2 separate regions of the Mus musculus genome follow, and region 1 is linked to region 2. A link is a loop called in an ENCODE intact Hi-C map of the cell type or tissue named here. Cell type or tissue: heart. All regions are shown on one strand. Links, peaks and the distances in the headings refer to the core of each region. The heading gives the core; the rest is flanking DNA.

Region 1 (8,331 bases), core at 234-8,233, 200 kb after region 2:
CCTAATGCTGAAAACCCCTTTATGTTGTAGTGACTCCCAGCAATAAAATTATTTTTTTCCTGCTTCACAACCGTAGTTTCGCTGCTATGAACTGTCATGTAATTGTGCTTCCCTATGATCTTGGGTGACCCCTGTGAAAGGGTCAACTGACGCAGACATGGGTCGCGACCCACAGGTTGAGAACCACAGGAGTTTGCTCGGGCTTGGCAGGCGGTGCTGCCTCTATGTTGGGTCCCATGAGTGGCACTCCCTTCCTGGTGTTGGCTGTGCTAAGGTCCACCTGTGAGTGCCTGGGAAGTCCAGGTTAATGTTTTATTTGAGCCTGTCCTCGAGTCCATGTCACTTTGTTTTGCAGCATCTTTTATCTACTTTATTTTTTCCCTTCACACTCAGGCCCAACCATTAGCAATCAGTTTACCAAGCACTTGTTGAATAAGCTGAAGATGCTATTGGGAAAACAACCTGAATGCCAAGTAAAGCTACAGTCCTTATATATGCCATGTGAAACAGTATTTATTAACATTAAACTTCCGTCCATATGTAAATGCTATTATTAGTCTCAGTACTGTTCATTAAAGCTCTTCTGCATTCCTCAGCTCAGGATGCAACTTTAAACCATGAACATCTTGTGGCCATGTTCCTTTAGTCTCCTTTAGTCCCTGCTTTTTCAGCACTTGGATAGCTATTTTGTAGTAGTTGATCCAATGTTTTCTTCTGAGATTTGGCTATGCACTTTGGTTTTTTGGGGGTGGTGGTGGTGATGGTGGTATAGAGGATGAGCCTCAGAACTTCAGGAGTGCTACGGAAGAGCTCTGTCACTTAATGACACAGCAATCACACAGAAGTGATGTGTGCCCTGCTCATTGTATCTTATCAGGAGGCTTGTGATCGCTGCATGACCCATTGAGGAGATGTTGACATTGGTTGCCTTGATTAATTTGTTCTTCTGGACCAAGAGATTATAACAGTACGAGTTTTGCATTGTGGTGACTAATTGGTGAGAGGCACATCTGTGTAAGTATCCTGTTTCGTTTCCTCACTCCTGACCTTCCAAATCCTATTTACTACTTGCCGTTCTAATAAAAGGAGAGGCTGCAAGTTTCTCTTCTCCTTGTTTATTCTTTTCTTTCTTTCCTGTGTGTGCTTTGCTTGTTTTTGTGTATATAAGTATTTTGTCTACCTGTGTGCTGTGCACCATGTGCATGCCTGGTGCCCATGGAAGCCTGAAGCAGGCATCAGATTCCTTGGAACTGGAGTTACACATGGTTGTGAACTGCCATGTGCATGCTGAGAGGTGAACCCAGGCCCCATGGAAGGGCAAGCAGTGCTTTCAACCCTTGAGCCAGCTTTTGAGGCAGTATCTGTAGCCCAGCTGGCCTTGAATTCGTAGTTCTCTTGCCTCAGCCTTCCAAGTCCTGGGATTATGGCCATCATGGTCTGTCTATCTTTCTCTGTGTGTGTATATATATGAACACGGGGTGTGGCTGCACATGCACTAGCACATGTGTTCATATAGGCAGAGATTGAACTAGGGTTTCTTTAGAGGAGTCATCAGCATTACTATTAGTAGTTTTTCGAGACAGGAAAGTTTCTCTGTGTAGTCCCTGGCTGTCCTGGAACTGGCTCTGTAGATCAGGCTGGCCTTGAACTCACAGAGATCCTCCTGTCTCTGCCTTCCGAGTGCTGGGATCTAAGGTGTGCACCACCACTGGCCAGCTCAGGGGATGATTTTTAGAGGTCACTTCTCTCCTTCCATTATGAGTGCCAGGCATCAAGGTCAGCTCGATGGGCTTGTTTAGCGAGTGCCTTTGCTGGCTGAGCCATCCCACCAGCCCTTCATTATTCTTCATCAGGGCCCTCACAGCAGCTAGCCAGCAGACTCGGGGATCAGCCTTTCTCTGCTTTCCCTAGTCCTAGCACTACAAGCAAGAGCCACTGAAGACTGAAGTCACCATTGATGAGCCATTTCCCTGGCCCCTTTGTTTGCTTCTCTATGTCACTAAAAACTCATGGATTCTCTTGCTGGTTCCTGGCGGCTGGAAGGTGAGCTGTTCTCTTCTATCCTGCCCTCCCTGCCAAAAAAAAAAAGTTCAGAGATTTACTGTCTTAAAGAAGATGCAGCTGATGAGCCAAGCACAGCATCTGGGAGAGGAGGGAGTATCCTGAAGCAGGAGAGTGTGGTGCTCAGTAGTTTAGAGCACTCCTTTTCTCCCAGAATTGGGTTCAATTTCCATCACTCACATGGCAACTCACAGCCATGTGTAATCCAGGCCCAGGGGATCTTCTGCCCTCTGCTGGCCTCCATGGATACTGCATGTAAGTGATGCATACTAAACATGCAGGCAAATGCTCATACCAGTATAATTCTTGTTGCTGTTTTGGGTTTTTGTTTTGTTTGGCTTTTTTTTTTTTTTTTTTTTTTTTTGAGACACGGTTTCTTTGTATAGCCCTGACTACCCTGGAACTTGCTCTGTAGACCAGGCTGGACTCAAACTTAGTGACCTGCCTGCCTCTGTCTCTGAAGTGCTGAGATTAAAGGTGTGCCCCACAGCTTGGCATAAGATAAAATTTAAGAAGTGTGGTGGGGGGAGGATTGTAGGGAGTAGTGGGAGAGAGAGAGAGAGAGAGAGAGAGAGAGAGAGAGAGAGAGAGAGAGAGAGAGAGAGAGAGAGAGAAAGAAAGAATATGAACCTCCCAAGATACCAGCAATGGACTTTGCCATAGCAGAGCCAGGAATTTATGTGGGTAGGAACAGATTTGTCTCTGCACAAAATAATGGCCACCGTTGTTCATATTGTTGTGGGATCCGCTTAGATCCAACATAACTCAATACCGAGTCAGTACAGATGACACAAATTTAGTGTAATCAAGCCACTACTGACCCATTAGGGCCACAGACCAGACTTGGGAGCTGAACTGTGACCTTGAAGGAAAGTTGTACAGCATATTTAAAGGATGGAAGCATAACATGACAGGGGCAGGGTGGGCTGGAGCACTGTCTAATTATATTTTGACATAAGGGGTTGAGCAAGGGAGCTTCCTGCAATCAGGATGGGAGTTGGCTCCTAGGCCTGGGAATATGAACTTAGTTGACTCTGCCAGCCAGATGGAGAAGCTGTCCTTGTGATGGCTGGACTCAAGCAACTGTATCCTTACAAGTTGTCTCTGAGATGGCTGGACTCAGACAACTGTCTTCTAACAGAGGCTGTTCAGCTGTTGGGAAGTCGCCAGTTCCCATAGTTTCCCCTATGATTAAATGGAATCTGAAAACAAAATGGCAGTACTTAGGACTGCTTGTCCCTAACATTCTGTGCCAAGAATCTGGATGGATGGCAACATATAAGGGAGGCACAGGGGAGAAAGCCCAGTGAGTCAGCTATACACGGAGGGACACCTCTCTCCAGGCTGTTACTATGACATCATAGGGAAAAGTGACCTTCAAACACAAGATTTTTGGTGGAGAAGCCGGCGGTGCTATGTGGTGATGTTAGGGTGGCATCTGGGATGAGAGACTTCCACATGCATCTGAGAAGACTGAGCAGCCTTCGTGAGCCCGCGTTCCAGGGAAAGGGACCTCCAGACTGGATGGACAGCTGGAGAAAATAAACCACTGTACAGATGTGAAGCTGGAGCCGCGCTGTCTGCTCGCGTGATGACGTCATTTCAGAAAGCACAGATCAGGAATAGGCTCAGAATAGGATTCCAGAACAGGGGCCAGATAGCTCAACGGTCCCGAGTTCAAATCCCAGCAACCACATGGTGGCTCACAACCATCTGTAACGAAACCTGACTCCCTCTTCTGGAGTATCTGAGAACAGCTACAGTGTACTTACATATAATAAATTAAAAAAAAAAAAATTCCAGAACAGAGCAAAAGGCTTCCTCCTTGCTACACCCTCAGAGACAGGACTTTTGAGGGCCAGGCCACAGTACTTAGAGACTCACATACTGAAGCTTGTGTTGTCAGCGGGTGGAAATCAGGATATAGGTCCTAGCAGCTGGAACTGCTGGCAGTGTAAGCACGACCCCAAGTCATCTGAAGGGGCTTCAGGACTCTAACTGCCTTTGGTCCCTCGGTGATTAGAATGGCCAGAAGTCCCCAGAGGGTACTGAGGAGTCCCCAGGACCTCCAGCAAGCCAGTCCACTGTGCTTTGCCTTTGGCTAGCACAGCTCCCCAGGGACAAGGTAGGGACTCAGGTCTTGTCCTGACTCAGCCTGGTAAACTGTACTGGGATCCAATGTAACAGGAGATAACAACAATAGCAACAACAAAAGATACATCAAGATTAACATGGACAGGAAGTCAGTTTGTAGAGAAAGGGCTGTAAGAGACCATGCACCAGTATGGTGGATACTTTTTAGGGACTTTGCTCAGCTTACTAGCCCACTTCCATTCTTGGGTAGTTTTGTTTTTTTATATGTATGAATGTTTTGTCTAGAAGCATATATACTCACATGTTCATGCAGCACCCAGGGAGGCCAGAAAAGGGTATCAGATCCCATGAAACTGGAGTTAGGTAAGGTTGTGAATCACTATGTGTGTGGTTCCTTGGAATCAAACCTGGGTCCTCTGGTTCCCCGTCTTCACAGCTGAACCATCTCTCCAGCCCGTTTTCACCTCCCTCCCTTCCTTCCTCTCTTCTCTCCCTCTCTCTCCCTCCCTTCCTCCTACTCTCTGTTTTTTGTTTTTGTTTTTTTGAGCTGGGTTTCTCTGTGTAGCCCTGGCTGTCCTGAACTTGCTTTGAAGATCAGGCTGTCCTGGAACTCACAAAGATCTGCCTGCCTCTGCCTCCCAAGTGCTGGGATCAAAGGTGTGCACCGCCAATACCACCTGTCCTTTTCCATTTCTTGATAAGTTGTCTAATTTTATTCCATGCCTAGTTTAAAAGGTGTGACCTTTTCTCCATCTTCTGGCAGCTGTTAGAGTTTTCAACTAGCCTTGATTGCTTTTTTCAAACTCTAATAAAGTTGTCCTGAGCTTCCTTTGAGTCTCTTCTAAATTCTTGTATTAATGATACTAAGAACCCCCCAAAGAATCTTACTTTTTCCAGGAACAGAAGGAGGAGGAGTATTCTGACCGATCCCTCAGGTCCCCCACAGGTGGAGCTAGAGATTGATAAGGTCAAGGACTCTGGGGAGAGGATGCAGGCTCACCTGCCATCTGGCGTTTGGGCTTTCACACTGGCAAGCAGAAGCTGAAAGCCATCCAGTACAGGATACAAGGCCGGTGTGCCAGCCCTACCTCAGCTTACACACAGGAATGCTACTGCTACTGCTTGTCCGAGGCAGGACGGAAGTCCCTTCTTGTTCTACAGAATGAGGTGTGCCGGCTCTCCACCCCCCACTCCCCCCACCCCTGCAACAGCACAGCTATGCAGCTTTGTAGGAGCTGCACAGCAAAATCACTCACCTGCACTGAGCACTGTTGCACTGGACTCACATGTTTTTATATATGGAAAGCTAAAACACCAATTTTTCTAGTTATTTTTAAATATAATAAATGCACTTGCTACTGTAAAAAAAAAACAATCCCTCATTGGTTACAAGTTCATCTAATTAGTTTTAAAATAAATTACCATGTATTTATTAAGTGTCTCTGTATACATGTGAAGGTCTGATGACAACTTGCCAGACTCCTTTCCTTCCACCGCTGGGTTTCTGGGGACTGAACTAGAGTTGACAGGCTTGGCAGCAAACATCTTTACCTCTGAACCATCTCATGGGCTCCAATTAGTTATACTCTTATTACCTTTATTATTTTGATACTGAAATTTCACAGATTTGGCTAGTAGAGTCTTCAAGAGAGCTCCTGGGTCGTTTTGCACATTCTCATCCATCACCACTGTTAGCATTCCTTCTAGGCTCCGCCCCACAGTTACCTGGCAACAGCGAGGTATGCCCGGCTTACTATAAAAGGGGCTGTTCGCCCCCTCCTCTCCCTTACTCTTTGCCCCCTTCCCCCTCCGCCCTCTCTCTTCACGCGTTCCTGGCCGGCCTCTCTCCCTTCTCCTCATTCTCTACTCCCTTTCCTACTCCACTTCCCATGCCTCCTCCTCCTGTTCTTCTTCTTTATAAAACAGAACAACCACTGACCTTACTTTCTTGTACAAGGCATTCCAAACTGGTATTTCTAGAACTGGCTTTTTCATCCGCCCATTATTTTTGCGACACGGTCCCATGTATCCCAAGCCTGCTTCGAAAACGACATTGAAGTTCTGACCCATCACCCGAATGAATGCTATGATTAGCTGGCGGGTACGCACATATTTATTCCCACGTCTTCACGCGGGCGAGGCGAGCTCGCCCATCCACCGAGCTGCCTTCCCTCCTCTTCCAGCGCTAGGAAACCCTACGGAAAGACCAGACGCCCTCCCCTTCCTGTCCCGGGGCGGAACTTACCAGCCGGGCGCCTGGGCCGGAGAGCAGCGCTGCACACCAGCCTTTTCCGGCTGGAACCGGAAGTTGTTCTACTAGAGGCGGCTCCGCGTCAGGTGACCAAGTTCCCGGTAGGAGGGGTCGGAGGTTCAATCTTTCTGACTGACGCGTCTCTAAGACTGGCTCGGCTACTCCGGGACGGGGGAACGGACAGCTGGCGTCGCTGGCGCTCGCTCTACCGCGGCGGCAGGTAGGTGACGAGCTGGGACGGCGGGCCCGGGAGGCATGGGACCCCCTTCCCAGGCTCAGGGATCTGAAGCCAAGGGCCAGGAGTCATCCAGTCTGGCTCTGTCCAGGTCCCAGAAGGAAGGTCAGACTGGCATCCGTGGGTACAGATTGGGCAAACTAAGGCCCCAGAAAAGGGAAAGAAGGGTGCGCACAAGCTCCCCTTCCAGACGGGGCTCGTCCTGACTCCCGTAGCCTCGGGGGCGGGACCGCCTCTCTCGTGGGTGGCGATTTGGTGGAGTGGAAAGATGAGGAATGCGGTGAACAGATTTGGGGTGAAGCGTAGGAGACCTGGACTTGAGTTCGCTGCCTGCAGCTCACTGTGCGTTCGAGGCCAAGTCTTTGACCTCCCTGAACCTAGTTCCCACAGCTGTACAACCGGGCACAGCTGTCTCAAAAGCGTGGGCCTCCACAGCACCTGCTCCGAAACCCTCCGGGATGCCGGCTCTCCAGCCCTGGGCTTTTCCCACAGCTTGTTTCGAATCTGGGTCTGGATCCTAGGAAACCTTATTTTGAACGTTCTCCTCTGGAGTCCTACTCGTGTTTGAAGCCTGCTCATCCGAAGTGCGGTCCCGCTGTGAATGCGGTACTCGATTCGAGGCAGCTGGAGCCGGCTCGATTCTATGAAACTTCTAGCTTAGGAAAGAACGCCGGAGGAGAATAACTAACTATCTTTAAAAGCTGGCGCGGGGTGGGGGTGGGGGTTGGGTGGGGGAGTTATGGCAAAGAGGCCTCCTGCTTGATCTTTGTAGCTGAAAGAGGTACAGCTACGATTAATAGGTAGGTTCTAGGGGGAAGACACATGTGTACTTACTATTAAGAATTTAACGGAAGAATTATCAGAGGTGACGACTGATGGGGATTGACTGTCTCCTTGGGAAAGGAAGTATACAGGAGGCGGCCCTTTCCAATTTAAAAGGCTCGTATTAGTATTTATTGTGACTCTTACCTCTCCACTGATAACTCTGTCTTCAGAGTGTATGTGATACTTCTTTTGTGGTCTGAGACAGGGTCTCAGGGATCTCAGGCTGTCCTCAAGCTCCTTTTGTAGTTGGCCTTGAACCCGGATCCTGCTGTTTCAGTCTTAAAGAGTGCCAGGATCACTCGTTACTTAGTACCATTATGCCTACAGAATGTGACATTTCTTTGTCTTCCCTTCTGGACTCTCCTCCCTAGTTTATATCTCCTATCAATAAGGCCAGCACACTTGATCTTATGTAATCTTTTACTGGTTGTCACATTTGTCATCCTTCTTTTCATCATCCTTTTTGGAATGATCCATTATCTGATAAAAATTATCCAAAGTATATGTTGTATTAATAAACAGGAAATAAAAATTAATTAACTAAAATTAATACATTGGTCAGTTAGTAATTTTTGTTTTACATTTAAGTTTTTAAAATTTATTTTAAGTCGGGGTCTCACTCTGACATTCAGCTCAGGCTGAGAACAATTTAGAAAGTCAGTCTCTGTCTGTCTTATCTGTGTCTCTCTGTCTTTTTCTCTGTCTATCTCTGCTCTCTTCCTCTCTGCCTCCATCCCTCTCTTCCTTTTCCAGAGTATTATTATGTAGCCCAGGGTGACTTCAAACTGGTCCCCCTGCCTTAGCCTCCCAAATGCTGGGATTGCTTGTTTTGCCCAAGGCTTTGCTTGCCAGTGGGCTCTGATTA
Region 2 (8,331 bases), core at 152-8,151:
CTCTCCCCAACACATACTTCTGAATGTATCTGCTTAGGTACTAGAGATGGCTCAGTACTTTAGTATATGTGCTGCCGAAGCGAGCATGGCTCAGTACTTTAGAATACATACTGCTCTTATAGAGGACTCAGGTTCAGTTCCCAGTTCCTTCAGTTCCCAGTTCCTACATGGTGGCTCACAAACATCCCTAACTCCAGCTCTACGGGACCCGATGTTCTCTTCTGAACTCTGTAGGTATTAGGCATGAATGTGGTACATATTCATACATAGAGATAAACATCCACATAAAATAAAAAATATTTTAATAACCTATCTAATGTCTAACACCAATGACAGGCTATATTACATAAACAATATAAAGAAAATAATGAATACCATTTGATTTTTATATGGTGTAATCTTCAAACACTAACATATTAGCTCCATCTTACGAAAGAAGAAACAGAGGCTTGCCGGGTGTGGTGGCAATCCCAGCACTTGGGAGGCAGAGGCAGGTGGATTTTTGAGTTCGAGATCAGCCTGGTCTACAAAGTGAGTTCCAGGACAGCCAGGGCTATACAGAGAAACCCTGTCTCAGAAAAAAAGAAAGAAAGAAAGAAAGAAAGAAAGAAAGAAAGAAAGAAAGAAAGAAAGAAAGAAAGAAAGAAAGAAAGAAAGAAAGAAAGGAAGGCAGGCAGGCTCAAAAAAAGCTACCCTGTGCATATGTATGGAAAAGCAGCATTCAAAAAAAATTTTTTTTTGAGTTTTGAGGTTTCTAAGCATAGGCTTCTCACAAAACCACAAAAATTTCTACACTGTAGCTTGGGCTCTGCTTGCAAGTCTACATAAAAAGAAAAATAAATAAAATACTGTTAATTTCACGATTCAAAATATGGCTAATATTGTAACATCTGGAATTGGCATTTTTAAGATTTTAACAGAACAAAGGAGGTACGGTAAGATCAATCTTTCCTTCTCTGGAGTTGATTTGTTGACCCATTCTACTATTCTACTATTACAACATATAAAAAGTTTTATTTTTCTCTAAGAATGAACTTCCCATCAAGTCATAATGACAAAAACAACAACAACAAAAAAAACAAAAAAAAAAACAAAAAAAAAACTTAACAATGGCCCACACCAGAAATCCCAGCACTTAAGAGGTTGAGGGTATGAGGTTCAAAGCCAGCCTGGGCTACAGTTAAGCTCTGACTAAAAGAAAAACACCCTCATTGTGGTGTTGTACAGTTAGTGTTTTCTTCAAGTAAAACAAGACACATTCATAGTAGAAATATTTCAAAATTCAAATTTGTGGTCCAGGTAAGAAATTCCAAAATTTCCAAAATGATATGCCAATCCTTCTATGTTGAAGCAAGCACTAATTTCAATTCAACATGGATAAAATTCACAGAAAATTTTCCAACATCACTTTATTCAAGTAACTCAGTTTACTTCCTTGCTTTGGCAATGTTCATAAACTGTTAATAATGTGTACAATAACAAAGGGAGAAATTATACTTAGAAGTTTAATAAAATAAACCAAAATAATAAATCAGGAAGTTAAATTCTCTGCCTTACAGACAGAAAAACAAAACCTTCAAAGTAATGGTCAATAGTAGGTTAAAATTAAGCACTGTAGCCAAATGCTTCATACTGTCTTAAATCTGGATACCTTTAACTTGCCTCTCCAGCTGCCTCTCTGTAAGCCTTTAATTTCTTTGAGCCTCGGGTTTCTCAAATGCAAGACAAGAATAATTCTAAACCTATAGATTTGTCTTAGAAATTACTTTATATTTAAAACAGTAAGTAGTGGAAGCAATGAATTGCTGATATTACTGTTATTGCACAAAGTCTATAGTGATGCTGGAACAAGACAGATTTTTGAAGGCCAGTTCAGGGTCATCCAAGTTTCAGTATATTTATAATTCCAAATTTGCTCTGCCAGGTCAAAATTCAAATCTGACCCCTTTATAGAACACACGCAGCCATGAACATTTAAGTCTCTTCATCTGCTTATTCTTAATATGTAGCTCAAATATAAAGAATATCGAAAGTGTGGCCAAAGGCTGTGCTAGCATCTTTGATCAGTGACCTAGGTTCCAGATTCATAATCTGTATCCAAGGTAATCTCTGTGGTACCATCTCTCTCTGTGATCTACCTCAATTAAAAGAAAGGAAGGAAGAAACAAACAAACCAAAAACCTTCCTAAATAATGCAAAATTAAACCTCTTGGCATTGAACAAATCACTGCTCAGAAAAATTTACTATTCAAAAGTTTTTTTTAAGTATCATGGAATCACAAAAGACTAGAAAATTACTGTACTATTATGAGATACCTGAAGTCTATGGTCTCTACTCTGCAGATGTTTTTTCTAACTGGACCATTTATTCATCTAGGTTTTCTTTACCTCCTTATCCAAATACTCTAATACTTACCTTGAACCCAAAAGTAACAGGTGAACTGAAAGATTAGACTCCGACAAGATAACTTAATGAAGGGCTTGGTAGCATACACCTATAATCCCAGCATTTAGGAGGTGAATGGAAAGATTAGATTTTGGCAAGATAACCTAATGAAGGGCTTGGTGGCACACACCTATAATTCTAGCACTTAGGAGGCAGAGGCAGGCAGATCTCTGAGTTCCAGACTAGCCTGGTCTGGTTCAGGCCTGGCTGGGCTAGGTAGAAAGACCCTGTTTCCAAACTAATTAACTAAACAAATACACAAACCCTAAAATATTCCATACCAAATGGTAATGATGTTAATCTCTTCACTTACTCAAGACCATGAACACAGCATCCTTCTGTGATTTCACATACTTTGGAAAAAGACTACCTAAATCAAGGCCTTTAAAGAAACTTCCACTCTTCCTTAGCATATATAAACTACATTGGATTTACAGCCAATTTGCCAAAATGACAAAACCAATTGTTTGCTGAAAATTAACAAATGCTTTCTTCTTCCAAGTTGGTCATTTTTGTCATCATCATCTTGTGGTTGTTGCTGTTGTTAGAAACACTTGTTATAAACCCAATTGTCTAGGATGTTACTAAAGATGTGCAACAGTTGATACTAGATGGTCCAAATTTTGATGATCCAAAGAGCAGTTTTGCTGGATTCCTATTAAACACTTGGATGAAACAACTCAATATGATATAAAGTTTGTATTTTGAAATTTTTGATCCAGTAAGTGAAATCATTTTCTTCTAGATTACCAACAAATAATTCACTGATCTCAGTTCTTCAATACAGAGCTCAAGACATCCAGTGATACATCTTACTCCAATGACACAAGCCAAAGAATAAAAAAGCAAAATTTTCTGGAGAAAGGATTTCCATATTAACATCAAGGAGGAGTTACTGGTTACCTCAGTGGCACCTAACAAGATACTTACGAATTTGTGTGGAGATATTCAAAGGTTAGTTGAGCTCGGTTGAGACTGCTGTAATTGGTGAAGGCCATGACAGCAATGAGTCTTCAGTCTTTGCCGGTTAACAGGAAAGTACATATAGTGAAATCGATTTCCCCAGGATTCTGATCAGTAAAGGGTAAATTTGTGCTTCTTAGTGACACATAAAAAAAAAATTTCCCTAGTATCTATTCAAAATACAGGCAGATATTTAAAACTGCGAGTGATTTAAGTATTTCAATGACTCTGATGTAATACTTTGGAAAGAACTATATTCGAAACCTACTGTCCTTAAGTGCTCCGGGGGGTCAAGCTTTCTTCACACAATTCCGACGCACATCAAAAGTGAACGGTTCTGAATGGTCTTCAAACTTGGAGGTTTACAGCTTCAACTTCACGTTCAAGTCCTTTTCTGTTCTCCTAAATTCAGGAAATTGACCTACTTCTGACGGTTCACCTACTTCATTACCACCGAAGACTTTGTCACCACCGAAGACACCAGGCTCCTCAAAAGAGTGCTCTACTGGACAGTGCAGTGGAGTGGAGGCTACTTCTGGCTTCACCGCTTTCCAACAGAAAGGTCCTTGGTGCTGACTGACAGATTTCTTTTCCCAAACCCCGCCCAAACACAGCTTGCTATTATGCCACAATCACCACAGGTTGTGGGTGAAATTACTCACAGTGGCCCACAGAAACACCTCACAACCTACCCTCCCGAATCACCTCAGGTGCGCCCTTCCCCCACACCCTTCAGAAGATGGCCTCGGGCCCTCGGGCCTTCCCAGGCCTGGGTCCTGTGGCCACCTCCTCGCTACCGACAGACAGGAGTTAGTCCCAGAGCCTGGGAGAACAGAGGAAAGTGGCGAGTGCACCACCAGATCCGATCGGGCGTTGCCTGCAGCTCGCAGATGCCTTTGTCCCTCCCCGTGGAATTGGAACTCAACCACCGCAGCGCGCTCTTGGAACCATGTGCTGCCTCCGCTGCCGCTGCCGCCGCCGCCGCCGCCGCCCGCCCGCGCCGCGACACGACACGACACGCCGCGCCTCAACAGACGATGACAGGCTGGGCGTCACGAGATTCAGCGTTCAGTACGGCTTTGCGGCCGGTGCTGCCCGCGCCACCGCTACCTCAGCCACCGCTTTGTCTCCGTAAGCGCACGCAGCGCGAATCACCTCGCTCACTCCCGACGGCCCGGCCGCCGAGGCCTCCAGCGCACCTTCGGCCAATCACAGAGCTCGAAGTCTTCCCGCCCCCGCCCTGAGACTCCACCTTCTGATTGGCGAGCGACGTCGGTCCACGTGACCGGATCTTGTTTGGCCGGTCCGCCCCCATCACGTGAGGGCGCGCGCCTCTCTTCCTGCTTTCCTGACCCCTCTCGGCCATTTAAAGGAACAGTACCGGGGGCGGGCCGAGAGACGCAGCCGGGACGGTAGCTGCAGAGCAGAGCGGAGGAGCCATCTTGTCTTGTCGCCGGGGAGTCAGGCCCCTAACTCGAAGAAGCCCTGGCGCGCCCTCCCCCCCTCCCCGGTCTGGTAGGGCGAAGGAGCGGGCGTGCGGTCGATCGAGCGATCGGTTGGCGGCTCTTTCTCCTGCTCTGGCATCCAGCTCTTGGGGCGCAGGCCCGGCCGCCGCGGCGCGCGCCCGGTGGCCGTTGGCGCTCGCGCCGCGTCTTTCTTCTCGTACGCAGAACTCGGGCGGCGGCCTATGCTTTTGCGATCCGACGAGGGGTCGTCCGGGTGGTTGGCGGCGGCGGGCAACTCCGCCCCGCTCCCGGGGAGGCGGCGGGGGAAGCTGGGGTGGCCGGGGCTGGCCTGGAGGCCTGGCGCCACCCCTCGGGGCCTGCTAGGACCCAGTTGGAGGGTCAAGAGGGAGCTGGAGGATGGTTGGTGGTGGGCTTCCTCCTTTGCCTTTTCCTACTTATGCCACCTTAGTGGGGAGCGAGAGCGCTGGCGGCAGCTCCGGGGTGGGGATTCGAGCTCCGGAGTCGGAAGATCTGGGTTTGCTTCCGGGCCTAGCCACTCGCTGGCCGAGTGACCTTAGGCAAGTCACTCTGTAATCTGTCTGCGCCTCAGTTTCCTCCTCTGCCTATCAGTGTGTGTATGGAATTGGAAGCTCTCTTCAAAAGTGTCGGTTTACAGAAAGATGATTATTGTTTTTTTTTCCTTTGAGTTGCAAGAAGTCATAACAATTGCTCATTCCCTGAAATTAAATTCGGGAACCTTTTATTGGAGTTGGAGATGGGAAGGTTCCCTGAACTTCTTCTGTACAGAAACACGTGGGAAAGTGTTTTCTAGGGGGATGAGTAGATCCTTCAGTAGCGAGTTTTCAAAGGGGGCTATGACCCAGAAGAGTTTAGAACAGTTTTTGCCACCGGGAGGAAACTGAGGCCTACATGTCATCTGGGACCCTTCACAACCAATATGAAGCCCCCATTTGAGTCCCTGGTATATGTGAGCTGCTTCTTACTGCATAATGGCTGTTTCAGGTACCATCACTTCACTGCTTGGCTTTTAGTCAAAGCCCTTTCCTTTCACCATAGGGTGCCTGAAGGGTGGCTGATGCCTATGGTACAATGGCACCCACTAGAAAGCAGCTACAATTAGGAGTGAATGTGTCCTCGAGTAACAAGAAGTGTAATCTCTGGCCCAGCGATTGTTTTCTGCTGCTCGTACTGGTGCCTGACTACTTTTCTCTCGTTAACTATTTTTTTACAACCATGATTGACACCCATTATTTGCTCCTATTTTATATCCCTGGTTTTCGTGGTTGATAGTGAACAGGATTATTTTTAAATGGTGCTGCCAAAACCAGTTAATAGTGCACATGGATTTTTAGCAAGAGGGCTACTTGGAACAGACTGAACCAGGCGTTGGATTCCTGAAAATGTTTGGGGTTTTTTTTTTTTTTTTTTTTTTTTTTTTTTTGGGGGGGTTTTTTGTTTTGTTTTTTAAATTGAAGGCTAAAGTTTTTGAAAAAACTTTGTTGGACTCTGGCTGGGACACAAAATCAGATATTTGGAATCATTTTGAAGCTTAACTTTTTCCTAACCAGCCTTGTATTCTAATTGCTTGCAAATGTGAGACTGAATGGCCAAAATGCCGTTTGTTTGTTTGTTTATTGTCAGCTGCTTTTATCAAATTCCAGGCCATTATCCAGCAAACACTATTAAAATGTTTGAACAGTTGGGTTTCAAACATTTTTGTTTTGTGGAGTGGTGCTTATTAAGTGGTACAGCTCTCTAAGCAAGTGAACACAAACATATTTAAGTGTATTTTGTATGATTAGATGTTACCAATTCTGATATTTTATTCAAATGTCTAAAAAAATAAGTTGACTTATTCCCTTTACCAAAGGGCCAGAGACAAATGGTTTCCTTTCAAGAGAAATGACTGTTTTGAAGAAAAACTCTGTTGGTCTTAGCTCTTTTGTAATTAAATCTGGATGTACCTCAAAAGACTCTTTAAGACTGTGGTGTTAAAAGGCTTTCCTCTGGAGAAGGAGAAAAAATAAAATCAACTGGAACTTAAAAGCTTGAAATTCCATGACAAAACACAGATGTCCAGGATTGGAGGTTCATAAAGTACATGCAGTAGTTGGAGTGGATTCCATTTTCAGTGTAGCTGCCACCATGGACTCCAGGCTCCCAGATTTTCAAGAACTGGACCTGTGACCCAGAAGAGCTTGTCAAGATATGACAGGAACTCTGGAGGTGGACGTTTTGTATTCAATTTTGGAACTGTTGATCTTGCCGTGAGAAAAGAGAGACACGACTCACCAAGCACTGCCACCAGCACTGTCACTGGGAACTTGAAGATCCAAGTTTCTGTCCAGAACCTCAGTGCAAACTGACAACACTCCATCCAAAGTGAACTACGGTACTTGCCATTTTCCAAAATGCCTTTTCATTTCTGCACTTTTGCTATTCATACTCTCTACCCTGGAAATGCACTTCTGTGATTCTTCACCTGGCAGATCTCTGCAATTTCATAAAACTAAGATGCTCTCTAACCCTGTAACTCTCTTAATATTAAAAAGAACATCTTTAGGATAACTTTAATCTCTTATATGCAGAGTCTGGTTCATCACATGCATTTGGTTATTTGTTTGTTTGTTTTCCATATAGCAAACACTGAAAGAGTCTTGGTTTTATGTATCTTTGCCCAAAAATACCATCATTTCTAGTGAAGCCTTTTGAAAAGCAGGGACCCTTAATCCTCAGTGTATGTATAATTGCTACATTATAATTAACATTACTCTAGATATATGAGTTGATTAGATTTCATGTTTTCTTAATCCTAGATTTAAAAAAAAAAAAAAAAAACTAGGAAACCGTATGACCTAAAAAGAAACTGAATCAAATTGTTATAGTTGAGAATGGGGACCAACCAAGGCAATATACTGTCTTGCTCAAAATAGAACTTGTTAATGTAAAAGTTAGGGCAGTGTTTAAAGGACAAGAGCATTAAGATGGCACCAGGAAAGTTAAAGGAAAAATTAATATATTACCTAGATATCATTTTTTTGTGTGTGTGCCAATTGTGAAAACTTTTCCTCCCTACCAACTATAATGTCCAACCTAATAGTTGTAGGACTAGAAACCCCCATTATGATATATATATATGAGCACACATTAATGCCCCGGTGTAGCACTCTTAAGGCATTTTCTATTTGTTGCATCCCTGAGACAGTTAACTTTGCCAGGGAACTTTTTGCATTTGTTCATCCAGCTTTTACTCTTTTGCAAATCCTCTCTTTTAGCAATTTCTCTTATCACCATCTAAGCCAGGCTTGTGAATACCTATCACACAGTAGATATGCTGACAGCAGACCCCCATCCCAGTGTTAGACTCCTCTGTTTATAATTCCATGTGTTTGTTACCTTACCTGTTTTTTCCCTGCCCCTTCTAGTCCCGTGCCTCCTGATTGCTGAATGTTCACC

What was found. Peaks named below come from ENCODE experiments on the same cell type or tissue, not always from the same donor. Only the 100,000 strongest peaks of a DNase experiment are listed, where the experiment ranks them.
Region 1: it touches region 2 in a loop (5-fold over the local background); 2 of 42 quality-filtered maps call a loop at or near these places.

The regions. Positions count from the first base shown.
Region 1 is chr11:3,450,504-3,458,834 of GRCm38, reverse strand. Rnf185 (ring finger protein 185) reads left to right here and starts at 5,879. Exons shown (of 7, transcript NM_001290472.1): 1 at 5,879-6,626. 8430429K09Rik (RIKEN cDNA 8430429K09 gene) reads right to left here and starts at 6,398. Exons shown (of 4, transcript NR_028317.1): 1 at 6,095-6,398. In heart, for the core only: CTCF peaks have their summits at 2,291 (motif pointing left), 5,091 and 6,582; DNase peaks (open chromatin) are centred at 2,284, 6,004 and 6,454; H3K4me3 peaks cover 2,794 bases; H3K27ac peaks cover 2,075 bases.
Region 2 is chr11:3,645,493-3,653,823 of GRCm38, reverse strand. Morc2a (microrchidia 2A) reads right to left here and starts at 4,387. Exons shown (of 27, transcript NM_001159288.2): 1 at 3,678-4,387; 2 at 3,377-3,516. The coding sequence starts at 3,444. It overlaps Tug1 (taurine upregulated gene 1), which reads left to right and starts at 5,010. Exons shown (of 4, transcript NR_002321.2): 1 at 5,010-5,071; 2 at 6,746-7,267; 3 at 8,301-8,331. In heart, for the core only: a CTCF peak has its summit at 4,768; a DNase peak (open chromatin) is centred at 4,713; H3K4me3 peaks cover 3,397 bases; H3K27ac peaks cover 2,192 bases.